Linked DNA regions of Homo sapiens: region 1 is linked to region 2. A link is an interaction called in ENCODE POLR2A ChIA-PET data of the cell type or tissue named here. Cell type or tissue: CD4-positive, alpha-beta T cell. All regions are shown on one strand. Each heading gives the region's core, and the rest is flanking DNA. Links, peaks and the distances in the headings are about the cores only.

Region 1 (6,086 bases), core at 534-5,533, 330 kb after region 2:
TAAACATATGCCAGTGACATTCTGTGGTTGTCATCTTGCCCACACCTTGGTTTTTGGTTTAGATCCACAATTAAATATATTAATGCTCATGAGCTGTTCAAAAGTGAATGTCACAGTCATCACTTGCTGAGTGGTACTCATCCTTAACAGAGTCCTCATGAGGGAATCAGGTCTCGCTGAGTTTAGCATGTTTAATAATCTTCCTCGTGGTCTTGATACATGGATCGCATTACTGGATATAAGGTGTTTGCCCAAAATGATTTTTCTTGCATTTTTAGGAGCTATTGTCTTCCTTGCGGGACATACATGCTGTATGTTCTCATTGTGGGATTCTATTTTGTTCTACCAGGACCTATAATTTCTGCCAGTTACTTCATTTGTTCTCTTCACCATGAGTCTCCAGAGGATGCTTCCTTTGTCCATGCCTCCCCATCTCCCAGCAATTCTGCGTTTCCAAGACTGGCACCTCTGGTCCTCTGCATGGTGAAGCCCCTTCCTTTCAATTCCCCAGTAGCCAGTGCTCTAATCCACCAGGTCTCAGGCATGATCTGTGTTTCTCCACATGCTCTTTCTGAGGATAGTTTTACCTGTGTTCTGTCATGAACAGGCCCTCCCTGCTGTCCTGGCCTCGATTTGCTTAGTGTTTCCTGCTCCCTCTGCCCTTGTGTGGCTCCCAGACCAAGTGAAACAAAATCACCTGAGGGCCACAGTGTTCCCTAGCCCTGGCGTTTAGGGGCAGGGTTATGGGTGGGATTTTTGACTCTCTAAGTTAACGCCTAGGGCTTTGAAGTGTCTGTTGAGAAATTCAGCTGTTATCATCCTAGGTGGACTTGCTCTCTCCTGTCCTCCTACTTCAAATGCAGAACTTCAATCGTGTACAAAAGAAGACTGAGTCATATAATAGAACACACCCTTATTCATTGGCTGGCTTCACCAATCATCTCATGGCTGAACTTTTAAAAATACAATCTTAGCCACATACCTATGAAATGTATATGTGTGTGTATACATATGTGAATTTGTTTCTGAGATTATGGAGGCTGAAATTCCCAAGATGGAAGGAAAGCTGGATACCCAGGAAAGCATTTGTTTCCCATTAGGCCTCTTAATTCTCTCCTGACCTTTGATTGATTGCATGAGTCCCACCCCCGTTAAGGGGGGCAATCTGCTTCACTTAGTCTGCCCATCCCGATGTTAATCATATGTGAAACACTCTCTGGAACACAACCAGAATCACATTTGGCCGAATGTCCCGGCACCCTGGTGCTCAGTCACAGTGACACGTGCAAGTAACTATCACACTTGTCCTTTGTCACATTTGTCATTTCCCCTGTTTTTCTCCCAATCTGCAGCTTATATTTGTTCTCTTAATACTGTCTCGTGTTGAGCAAAAACTTTTACTTTTTATAAAGTTGAATTTATCAATGTTTTCTTTAATGGTTTGTGTTTCTTGATAACAAAGAACACTTTGCCTAACTGCGTCGTGAAGATTTTGTCTTATATTTCCTGCTATACTTTTTCTACTTTTATAGTTTATATTTAGTTGCATAATCCATTTTGAGTTAGTTTTTGAGTCAGTATTGAGGTTCAGGTGAATCTTTTTCCTTTGGGGATATGCATGTCCAGTTGTTTCTACACAATTTGTTGACAAGAGAATGCCTTCTCCACTGAATCATATTTGGACCTTTGTCAATCCATTGGGTGGTTGAGACTGGTCTGAGGGCTGTCCTGGTGTTTGGACAGAGAGACAGGGCATGAAGTAGGGTGGTTCTTATGGGAAAAATTAAGGAAGGCACATTATTCTATGAGGCATAGGAAGCCCCAAGCACAATTGGGGTACCTTCTACCAGCATGTTGTAGCACATTCATCTCTGCTGTCTCTACCTCTCCTGTTGCAAAAGCTTGGGTGTGCATAGACACTGAGGTTGAGTGGTGTCTTTGGGCACTTTTGAGCATTGACACCAAAGCTCCAGCATCAAATCTTAGAATATCAAGCAGCCGGGTGGATCACCTGAGGTCAGGAGTTCACGACCAGCCTGACTAGCATGGTGAAGCCCTGTCTCTACTAAACACAAAAAGTTTAGCTGGGCATGATGGTGCATGCCTGTAATCTGAGCTACTTGGGAGGCGGAGACAGGAGAATCGCTTGAGTACCTGGGAGGCAGAGGTTGCAGTGAGCTGAGATCACACAATTGCACTCCAGACTGGGCAACGAGAGTGAAACTCCATCCCCCCAAAAACAAATAAATAAAAATAAAAGAATATCAAGCAGTCAAAGAAGCAGGAAAACATGACACATACTGAAGAATCTAATAATCTGGTTGAAATTGACACACACGTTGGAAATAGAAGAAAAGGACGTTACCGCAATTAGTATAATTGTATTTTAATTAAATGGAGAGGTTGAAGATTTTTTAAATATCAAATTCTGTAGATAAAAACTATGATTTACAGTGTGAAATGGAAGAAGGCACTGGATTAAATATTGCAGAAGAGAAGATTATTAAACTAGAAGGAATAGAAGTTGAAACTAACATAAATGAAACACACATTAACAAATGACTTGAAAACATATAAAGACCATCAGCATCAAAACTTTAAACCCCCCAGTATAGGGCTAAATGGAATCCCTGAAGGGCAGGTAGTGGAGAAGAGAGAAAAAGATATTTAAAACATACTGGATGAAAGATTTAGAAGCTCCATAGAAATCATAAACTTCAAATATTACAGAAATATGATTATCCCAAGAACAAGAAACATGCAGAAAACTTCACCAAGGAACACCTTAATCAAATCCATCAAAACCAGTGATAAAAAGGAAATCCTAAAAGTAATAAAAGGGAAAAGAACATGTTACATACAGAGCACTAAATATAAGGATGGCATAAGATTTCTCATAGGAAATTTTACAAACAAGAAGTTTGCAATAAAGTACTTAAAAAAAGAAAAACTGTCACCTACAAGTCTACACCTGGCCAAATTATCTTTCAAAAATAAACATGAGAAAAAATATTTTTGAACAGAAAACAAAATGATCTCAATTTGCAGATGGTGTGATCCTATGCATAGAAAATCCCAAACAATACATACAAAGGCAAACACACATACATGCACACAGACACCAGACACACACACACACACACACACACACACACACACACTATCAGAGTTAATAAGTGAATTCAGCAAACTTTCAGCAAACAATCCATTGTGATGGCAATGAGCTATCTGAGAAGTAAACTGACACAATGATTTCATTTATAATAGCACCTGTAAGGATAATATGCCTGGGAATAAATTTGTTCAAGAAGGTGCAGTACTTGTACACAGACAACTACAGAACATTGCTCGAGGAGACTAAGGAAGACCTAAATCAATGGAAAGACATCTTGTGTCCATGGGTTGGAAGTTGTAACATGGTTAAGATAAAAATACAACTCAAAGCAATCCACAGACTCAATACAATCCTATCAAAAAGTGGCTTTTTTTACAGGAATGCCTGAGAAGAACTTCATGTTCCTAAAAAACAGCAAGTGTCCCCCCAAAACAAAAGCAATCTTGAAATGCAAGAAGGAACGTTCTCTATTCCAAAGGTCTTTAACTGCTCTCAGTAATACATGGTAATCTTCAATATATAGGCTTTCACACCTTTTTTTTTTTCTTCTTTTGTTTCTAGACACGATCTCACTCTTTCACTCAGGCTGGAGTACAGTGGCAAGATCACACAGCTCACTGCAGCATGGAATTCTCAGGCCGATGACATCCTAGGGCCTCATCCACTGAGTACCTGGGACTACAGGCTCACACCACCACAGCCGGATAATTTTTCTGATTTTCAGTAGAGATGAGGTCTCACTATGTTGCCTAAGCTAGTTTCAAGCTTCTGAGCTCAAGCGACCCTCCTGCCACGGCCTTCCTAAGCGCTAGGATTTGAAGCTGCGCCTGGCTGGCTTTCACATCTTTGCTATGTAGTTTATATTTCTTGGTGTTATTGTAAATGTTTATGAAAGGAATCTTTTAAAAATTTTGTATTAAAATTATATATTTAAGGAATTACATATATTATATATATTTAAGGAATACAACCTGAGGACTACATATACATATACATATACACATACACATACACATACATACACATACACATACACATACACATACACATACACATACACATATACATATACATATACATATACATATACATATACATATACATACACATATACGTATACTATACATAATGAACTAATGCCTACTAGGTGAGGGGCTGCCTTGTGAGCAAACCCAAAGTCCTTGGCTCACAAAGCCTTGTCTAGAAAGATGGAGGGATCAGCAAAGTGGGCACACAGCAGGTTCTGTCTTTAGTGCGGGCACCTGCCCACTCGGGTCTCTGGCAATACTAACCAGGCTTCATGATGGGTGAGGTGAGCTAGGAATGGGAAAGTGGATGACCTCAGATCCAGAGACTGCAGTTGTCACCTGGGGACCTGGCATGTGCGTGGAGGAGTCTCCCACTGATTTGGCCCTGGATCAATGCCCAAACATGCACAAGGACAGGTCTGTTGGCCTCAATGTTTTAGGAGCCACCAGTCTTCTAAAGAGGGTTTGTGGTGGGGAAGAATGTTCAACAAAACAGAAGAGTTATGGGTACTCTAGCTTGGCAACAGAGAATACTTCCTTGTGCTACTAAATGACAATATTTGACAATTATGGATGACACAATTGAGCAACAGCTTTCACTGTTTAACAAGCAGGGTCTCTGGAACACTAGGTTAGTGCTGTCGGAAGTTGACTGAAAAGTCGGTGGTTTGAGCCCATCCAGTCGCATTAATGTTTCTAGCTGATGTGATCTTCCCTCTGAAGAGTCTCTTCCTTGGACCAAATATATCTTCAAGCTTCTCCTCTTCTTGTCTCTTGTCTATTTTCCAAGGTGCCTCTTTGTTGCTTGAGGCAAAAAAAGTTCATTATTAATCCACACCCAGCAAACATCTACCCTTACTTATCCCGGTTTTTAGAGTTTTGAGTTTGTTTGTTTTCTCAGCTTCTCATATTTGGAATACTGGGAATTCCTAAAGTGGAGAACAACAGAACCTGAATCACACCTATGGTGAAGCCACAGGCCCTGGGTGAAAAACCTAATCTGCTCGCGTTTAAAGATAAACCCATTAATTTTCTGTGCTTCCATTTCTATCTGTCTAATGGGCTAAATCAGAACACTTAATTTGTCCAATGTTTAAACGAGCAGTGCAGGAAAAGCGTGGAGCCAATGCCTGTCACGTAGCAATTGGTCAACACGCATGAGCTCCTATCAGCGTCACGGCCTCCAGCATTTCCATCAGGCTTTGATCTTTGAAACGTCCTTCCTGATATGAATGGGTCATTCTTCAAACATTCTCTAACCGATGGCCATGACATTGTTCCAATGTGTATTATTACAAATACAACTGCAGAGACCAGACTGACACATGTATCTGTCGTGCATCACTTGTCTATTTCTCCGTAGATACCTGGAGATGGAATTGTCAGACCAAAGTATTTATACATTTCTGATTTTGCTAATTTCTATCCAAATTACTATGAAAAGAAGCTGTAACAAGTCATACTTTTAATATTTTATGAGAATTCTTTTTTTCTCCATCTTCTGGCCAAAACTGGGAAGTACTTGCCTACCATTTCCTCTGAACTTACTTTTGCCAACATTTCTGTAGTCACACAGTGGGATCACATTGCATGCATGACATCAAACTCAAATCCTAATTGAAAAGAGGGGTTCACAGGACTCTATAAAAATTTATATTCAAAATACAAAAATGCAAACATATATGTGTATACAAATACATATATATACACATACATATATGGGAAAGGAATTTTTTTATTTGGATACCTTATCAAAGTTATATAGACTGGAAAATTTGTTTAGTAAAACAGCAGTCCCCTTGTGTACTCCCAGAGTTTCATCACATAGAAGCAAGTATTTAGTTATTTATCTCCTTATGTCTAAATAGATATTATTCCTTTTTGATTTTCAAGCGTAGGCACTATCTCTCCTTCACATACTTGCTCATCACCACCACCCCCAA
Region 2 (6,086 bases), core at 746-5,745:
GCAGCTAATGCTCATGCTGATCTGACAAGAGGCAGAGCTCAGGCGGTAATGCTCGAAAGCCTGCAGCTCACCTCCTGCTGTTCAGCTGGGTTCCTAACAGGCCATGGACCAGTACCTGTCTTATGGCCCTGGGGATTGGGGAGCCCTGATTTAAACTATAAACTCAATTTTTCCCAAAGATAGCTTGGGAGAAATTGCACAGGAATGAGCAAAGACAGCAAGCCTGTGAGGCTAGAACCAAGATGGAGTCAGCCATGTCAGCTTTCTCTGATTGTCATAATTTTGCAAAGGTAGTTTCTGAGGGGCTGCACTGGACACGTGTATTTGAGGTTGAGCCCAGAGAACTGGGCTCAACCTCAAATACAGCAGGAGGAGTTGAGGATTATAGCCAATTGGCAAGATAAGAAAGTCAGTGGATGGAAAATTACTAAGAGGAACTTGATTAGCTATCAAAGGTGGTTGCGAGGACTCTTGCTAAACTAGACTCAACAGGATTCTTTCCTAAAGCTGGACTTGGCAGGCCAAGAAGTAACAGAGAAAAGGGCTCAGAGGAAACTACTAAGGTTTGGTCAAAGATTGGAGTCCTTGTCAACTCTACATTGAAGCTTCTGCAAATAAACAAAGACCAACCAAATGAAAAACAGCAAAGGCTATTTACTGTGAGCTTGGTATAGCAGGGAGTCAGTCACTGTTACTTGTGTTTTGGCAGAGACTTGAAGGCAGTCATAAAGGTGGGAAAGCTTTTTAAAAAGAAAGGTTTCAGGGGCCGGGCGTGGTGGCTCACTTTGGGAGGCCCAGGTGGGTGGTCACGAGGTCAGGAGATCAAGACCACCCTAACTAACATGGTGAAACCCCATCTCTACTAAAAAATATACAAACAATTAGTCTGGTGCGGTGGCAGGCACCTGTAGTACCAGCTACTCCAGAGGCTGAGGCAGGAGAATGGCGTGAACCTGGGAGGCGAAGCTTGCAGTGAGCCGAGATAATGCCACTGCACTCCAGCCTGGGTGACAGAGCGAGACTCTGTCTCAAACCAAAAAAAAAAAAAAAAAAAAAAGAAGGTTTCAGGTATGCTTGGATTGGAGGCTGCCAGCATGGTGAAGCTGTAGATAGATGAAGAGAATCAAAATATTTTACCCCAGAATGTATTTCTTTGGCATATTTTAAGATGGCTGTCAGAGAACCAGCAAACAGAAGGAACTCTGCAAAACTGTCTTCTGTAGGGGAAATTTACACCTGCAGAGAATCTGCGTTAATCCAGCCTTACCTTGTCAGGATTGAGAAATGAAAATAAGCCCTAGTCCCTACAGTCAACTGCGGACTCCCTCTTGGCTGACAGGACCACAGAGAAACCTTGAAAGCAGTTTCTGGATGTGGCAGGCTAGGAGGTTGGACATGCCACCTCAAAACCCCCGCTCACTAACTGCCATTATGAGGCAGGAGAACAGCAGAGGGAATTGGAAGTTGGATAAAAGGCAGAACGAGTAAAAGCAGAAACAGAAGCAAGGTGATGGGGTGGGAGAGCAAGAAGCAAGATAAAAGGCAGAAGTTGAGCAGCCAAAACAAAAAGTAAGATTTAAAAAAGCAAGCAAGGCCGGGCACGGTGGCTCATGCCTGTAATCCCAGCACTTTGGGAGGCCAAGGCAGGCAGATCACCTGAGGTCAGGAGTTTCAGACCAGCCTGGCCAACATGGTGAAACCCCATCTCTACTAAAAATACAAAAAATTAGCTGGGCGTGGTGGTGCACTCCTGTACTCCCAGCTACTTGGGAGGCTGAGACAGGTGCATCGCTTGAACCCGGGAGGCGGAGGTTGCAGTGAGCCGAGATTGCATCACTGCACTCCAGACTGTGCAACAGAGCGAGACTCTGTCTCAAAAAAAAAAAAAAAAAAAAAAAAGAAAAGCAAGCAAGGACCCCATGGCCAGCGAGATCCAAACCAGTAAAGGGGCAGCTCCTCAGAGATAGGCATGTGCATGAGAGAAAAAAAGTATCCTTAACATGACTCCGTATGATAATCAGCTCATTAAAACTCATGCATATGGACTGCACATCATGCATGTACTTAAAATTATGGGATGGAGCCAATGTGCAAGCACACAAGGGCCAAAGTAACTAAGCAACCCACCTATCAATCAAAAGGCAAACACTGGCTAACGATTAGGCATCCTTGTGAAGAGAAGAAAAAAAAACACACATAAAACGACCCAAAGTACACCAAACTAATACTTATCTTACATCCCAGAGGTCAGTCCACTCTCCCCACTCTGAGAGTGTTACTATGCTTAATAAACTTTTGCTTTGCTTTGCTGCTTTGTGTGTGTCATGTACAGTTCTTTGTTTGGGACACCAAGAGCCTGGAAATGCATGGCACCATCTGGCAAGAATTAGGATTTTTTTCCTAAGGGTTAACAAACCAAGCCTTTGGAGAGACTTGCTTCACTACTGTTATCAACCAACAGCCTGATGCTTTCCCTCCCTTTTGTGGTTTTGACAAAAAAAGCAAGCAGCATTCCCTCCTGATAAGAGACCACCGACCCAGGAATGATTCTGGCCAGACTACGGAGGATGTACAGTGAGGGTTTTCATGTCCATTGCCTCAGATTTTGACGTCAGAGGGCCACAAACTCCACTCTCAGATGATTGCTAACGCCACCATTTTATGAACATGGGCCCCATGGAGAGGCATGCAGCTCAACTGCACATCTGCACATTTTCATTTTATAAATATTCATATTGGAATATTATTTGGTACTGCTCCCGTGAAAGACACATTTGCAGAATGGACTCAAATTAGAAGCATTATATAAGCACTATAATGTAGCAATGGCGCATCCAGCTCTCTACACTATAGAAATGTCTGCAGTGTAGACATTTCCACAATGACCAAAGATATCTGTACAAGAATGGTGACTGCAGCATTCTTTGTAATCCTAAAACCATGAAACCAACATCATCTCAAAAACATTTTTTTTTTTTTGAGATGGGAGTCTCACTCTGATACCCAGGCTGGAGTGTAGTGGTGCAATCTCAGCTCACTGCAGCCTCCACCTCCCAAGTTCAAACGATTCTCCTGCCTCAGCCTCCTGAGTAGCTGGGATTACAGGTGTGTGCCACCATGCCTGGCTAACAAAAACATTTTGAAAAGGGTTAAATAAATCATGCACAGACTGAGGAAAAATACTGTTTTCAAAAATGATGGAGAGGATCACTATCATGATGAAAGATTCCACTGGTCACATTATTGATAGAGCAATCAGGAAACCCAGGCACATCCTGGAGGTAATACTGGACTCCTATTACTAAAATATGAAAAAATGGAGGCACGTGAATTACTTGTTTAAGCGTATAAGGGACTGAATTAGAATTTTATCACACCAGAAGTGGGTTCCTAGGTCTCTGTTTCAGGATTCCTAAGTTACACAGGTGTAAACCCGGCATTTCAGGAGATAGCCGGTTAAGAATCTGGTCGGGGAGGTGGGCGGCCCTTGACATGGATCAGTCATAAATGAGTGGCTTGGGACTTCGGGAAGATAAAATCTTCCCCATTTACCTAGTGATTGACAATGCATGAATGCTTCAAAAGTTCCAATAAGCGTCCCTGGGTGGGCTCGAACCACCAATCTTTCGGTTAACAGCCGAACGCGCTAACCGATTGCGCCACAGAGACAAGCGCTTCCGCTTCTACTGGTGATATGGGAAGGGCCCACTCACTGAACTAACTCCCTTCCCTCTACTCCCAGAGCCCGCCCGGCAGGACCACCGAGCAAGGCCTTGGAAAACCAGAGAGATTAGAGCGGTGAGTCGCGCCGGTCACGTTGGACGCCTGCGCGTTAGGAGATTCTGGAGCCAGAACAGCGGAATTGCCTTCGCCCGCCCTGCCCCTCGCCTGCTTCAGAAGCTTCCAGGAACTCCCGGGTCGGCGACCCAGCCCGAGCCGCCTGGGGCCCCAAGGGAAGCTGAACGCCCTGTGGGCTCCTGGGATGGTTCTTCCCGTTCTTTGCGCCGCCTTCACCCATTGAAGAGCCTGTGCCCACCCTGCCCAGTCGCTCTCGGGGCCGCGGAGGAGCTTCCGCTGCCATCTTCGGATCCTGTGTTCCGCACGGGGGCTCCACCAGGGCAGGGATGGTGGTGAGGGTCGCTCGTGGGTCCCCTCGGGGGGAGCAGGGTCTGGCACTCACCAGGGCTCACGACTAGGACTTGTCGAATGAATTCATTGTCGCCTTTAGCTTTTAGTCCTTTGAAGAGCCCTGAGAGCGGAAATCAACAGATTTTTTTCCATGGGGAAGTTCTTTTTACAAATCGTTGATTTCTCAGTACCCTGCAGGGCGGGAAACTGGCAGGGCCTCCGGCGCACCTTCTGCGCGGTGGAGCCGCGGGGCTCAGCTGGGCCGTGGTCCGGCCCTGGGGCCGTAGGGCGAGAGCAGGTAAAGGGAAAAGCAAAAGCTGGGAAAGAAGCCCGGGAGCGGTGGACCAGACATCCAGACCTCCTGAAAGGCGCATGCAGAGGCACAGGCGGGATCTTCTGGAAGTGAGAATTGTTTTTGTTTGTTTATTGTAGCAGAATGGGGAAATGGAGAGAGAACCTGAAAGAGCCCCAAACTCGAGGACCTATTGCTCCCCAAGAATAACATCTTCCAGAAGAACTAGACAGAAAACTAGGCGTCTGGGAACTCTGAAATCCTTGGAGGAGTAGCATCATCATGACCCTCTGTGTTCCTTTTGGCAAAGGACTTGCTCCCATTGTTTGCTTGTTCCATTGTCTGTCTGTTAAATAAATAAAACCCTTTTCATATATCTTTAAACTTACGTTGGTTTTATCATTTTATGATTACAAGTAATGCTGCAGTCATCATTCTTGTACACTCTCATTGGCCACTGGTGTATTTCTATAGGGTGGAGGCCTGGAGAGTAGTTGTTCCAGCATAGTGTTTACATAGCTTTTATTTCATTCCGTTTTCTTTCCTTTGTTGCTTTATTAGCTATAACCCTTTTCTTATTTAAGAGGCTGCTTTAGGGTTTCCGGGATACATCTTTAATTTATCATAGTCTGCTTTCTAGTGTCATTATGCCTCCCTTTCTGGCCTTTATCCTAGTGTTATGTAGTTTTACTTTATGCACTATAAGCTTTGTGATTCATTATTACTTTTATTTATTACGTCAAATATTTTTTGAAAGATTTAAATTATAAGAAAACGTGTAGTACATGTTTTCTAAATGCCATTTCCAATATTCGTTTCTTTGTGTAGGCCCGCATTTTTATCTGGTATCCTTTTGCTTCTGCCTGGAGGACTCTTAAGATTTCTTGCAGCATGGGTTGGTGAATTCTTTTAGCTTTTGTATTTTTTCAATGTCCTTATTTCACTCACAGTTATGAAATTTTATTTTTGCATAGAATTCTAGATTAACTTTTTTTCTCTAGGTACTTTAAAAATGTTGCCATTTATGAAGCATTGTCATTTAAAATATCATCTTTCTTTCCTATGTTTGTAAATATGGCGTAAAGCCGGTTTCTTGTGCTGGTTATACAATTTTCAGAATGTGTATTTAAATTTAAAATATTAAATTGTACTAAAAAACTAAAAATATTAATCATGAATGTCCTAGATTCATCTTAAGTTCCAACAGTACACTTAAAGTGTGCCCAACCTGAGGGTCAAATCTACTTGCTGACATGGAATTTGTGTTTGTGAGAGCCTAGTGATTTTCCTTACATCTGAATGTCTTCATTGCAAAAGGAAACGTTTTTCTTTGCCAAAATACTTTAAAATATTCTTACTTCAATTAAGTGCATTAAAAACAAATTTCTCAGTTGCATCCCTGAAATCCATCAAAAGCCCGGGAGAGACAATCAAGTGCTTCAGGATCAAGAGCTAAACAGGGGAGGACAAAGCGGGGCTCCTTCACTAGGAGTCAAGCCAAAGTCAACTGATTTGGTCTCCAATGGAGAACAGAACTTGGTTCACCAGCGACGTGAGGACGCGGCCCAGAGGAGGCGGACTTTCTCTTCATGGTGCCTTCAGATAGGAAATCTAGGATTTTCTTTCTTTCCCTTTGATCTACTTCCAACTCTCCCTTTCTATTTCT

What was found. ChIA-PET counts read pairs that join two places held together with the same protein. Peaks named below come from ENCODE experiments on the same cell type or tissue, not always from the same donor. Only the 100,000 strongest peaks of a DNase experiment are listed, where the experiment ranks them.
Region 1: POLR2A ChIA-PET joins it to region 2 with 6 read pairs; 2 of 35 experiments call an interaction of 5 or more read pairs at or near these places.

What each region holds. Positions count from the first base shown.
Region 1 is chr1:16,555,885-16,561,970 of GRCh38, reverse strand. No RefSeq gene overlaps it. Among named protein-coding and RNA genes, the nearest start is that of TRG-CCC1-1, 13 kb to the right of the region's middle. In CD4-positive, alpha-beta T cell, for the core only: no CTCF peak of the experiment used is centred there; no DNase peak of the experiment used is centred there.
Region 2 is chr1:16,887,260-16,893,345 of GRCh38, reverse strand. TRN-GTT4-1 (tRNA-Asn (anticodon GTT) 4-1) reads right to left here and starts at 3,669; the gene lies at 3,596-3,669. LOC105376805 (a long non-coding RNA gene) reads left to right here and starts at 3,680. Exons shown (of 2, transcript NR_135059.1): 1 at 3,680-3,798; 2 at 4,564-4,808. It also overlaps the pseudogene LOC107985101. In CD4-positive, alpha-beta T cell, for the core only: a CTCF peak has its summit at 4,184; a DNase peak (open chromatin) is centred at 3,745; H3K4me3 peaks cover 1,274 bases; H3K27ac peaks cover 887 bases.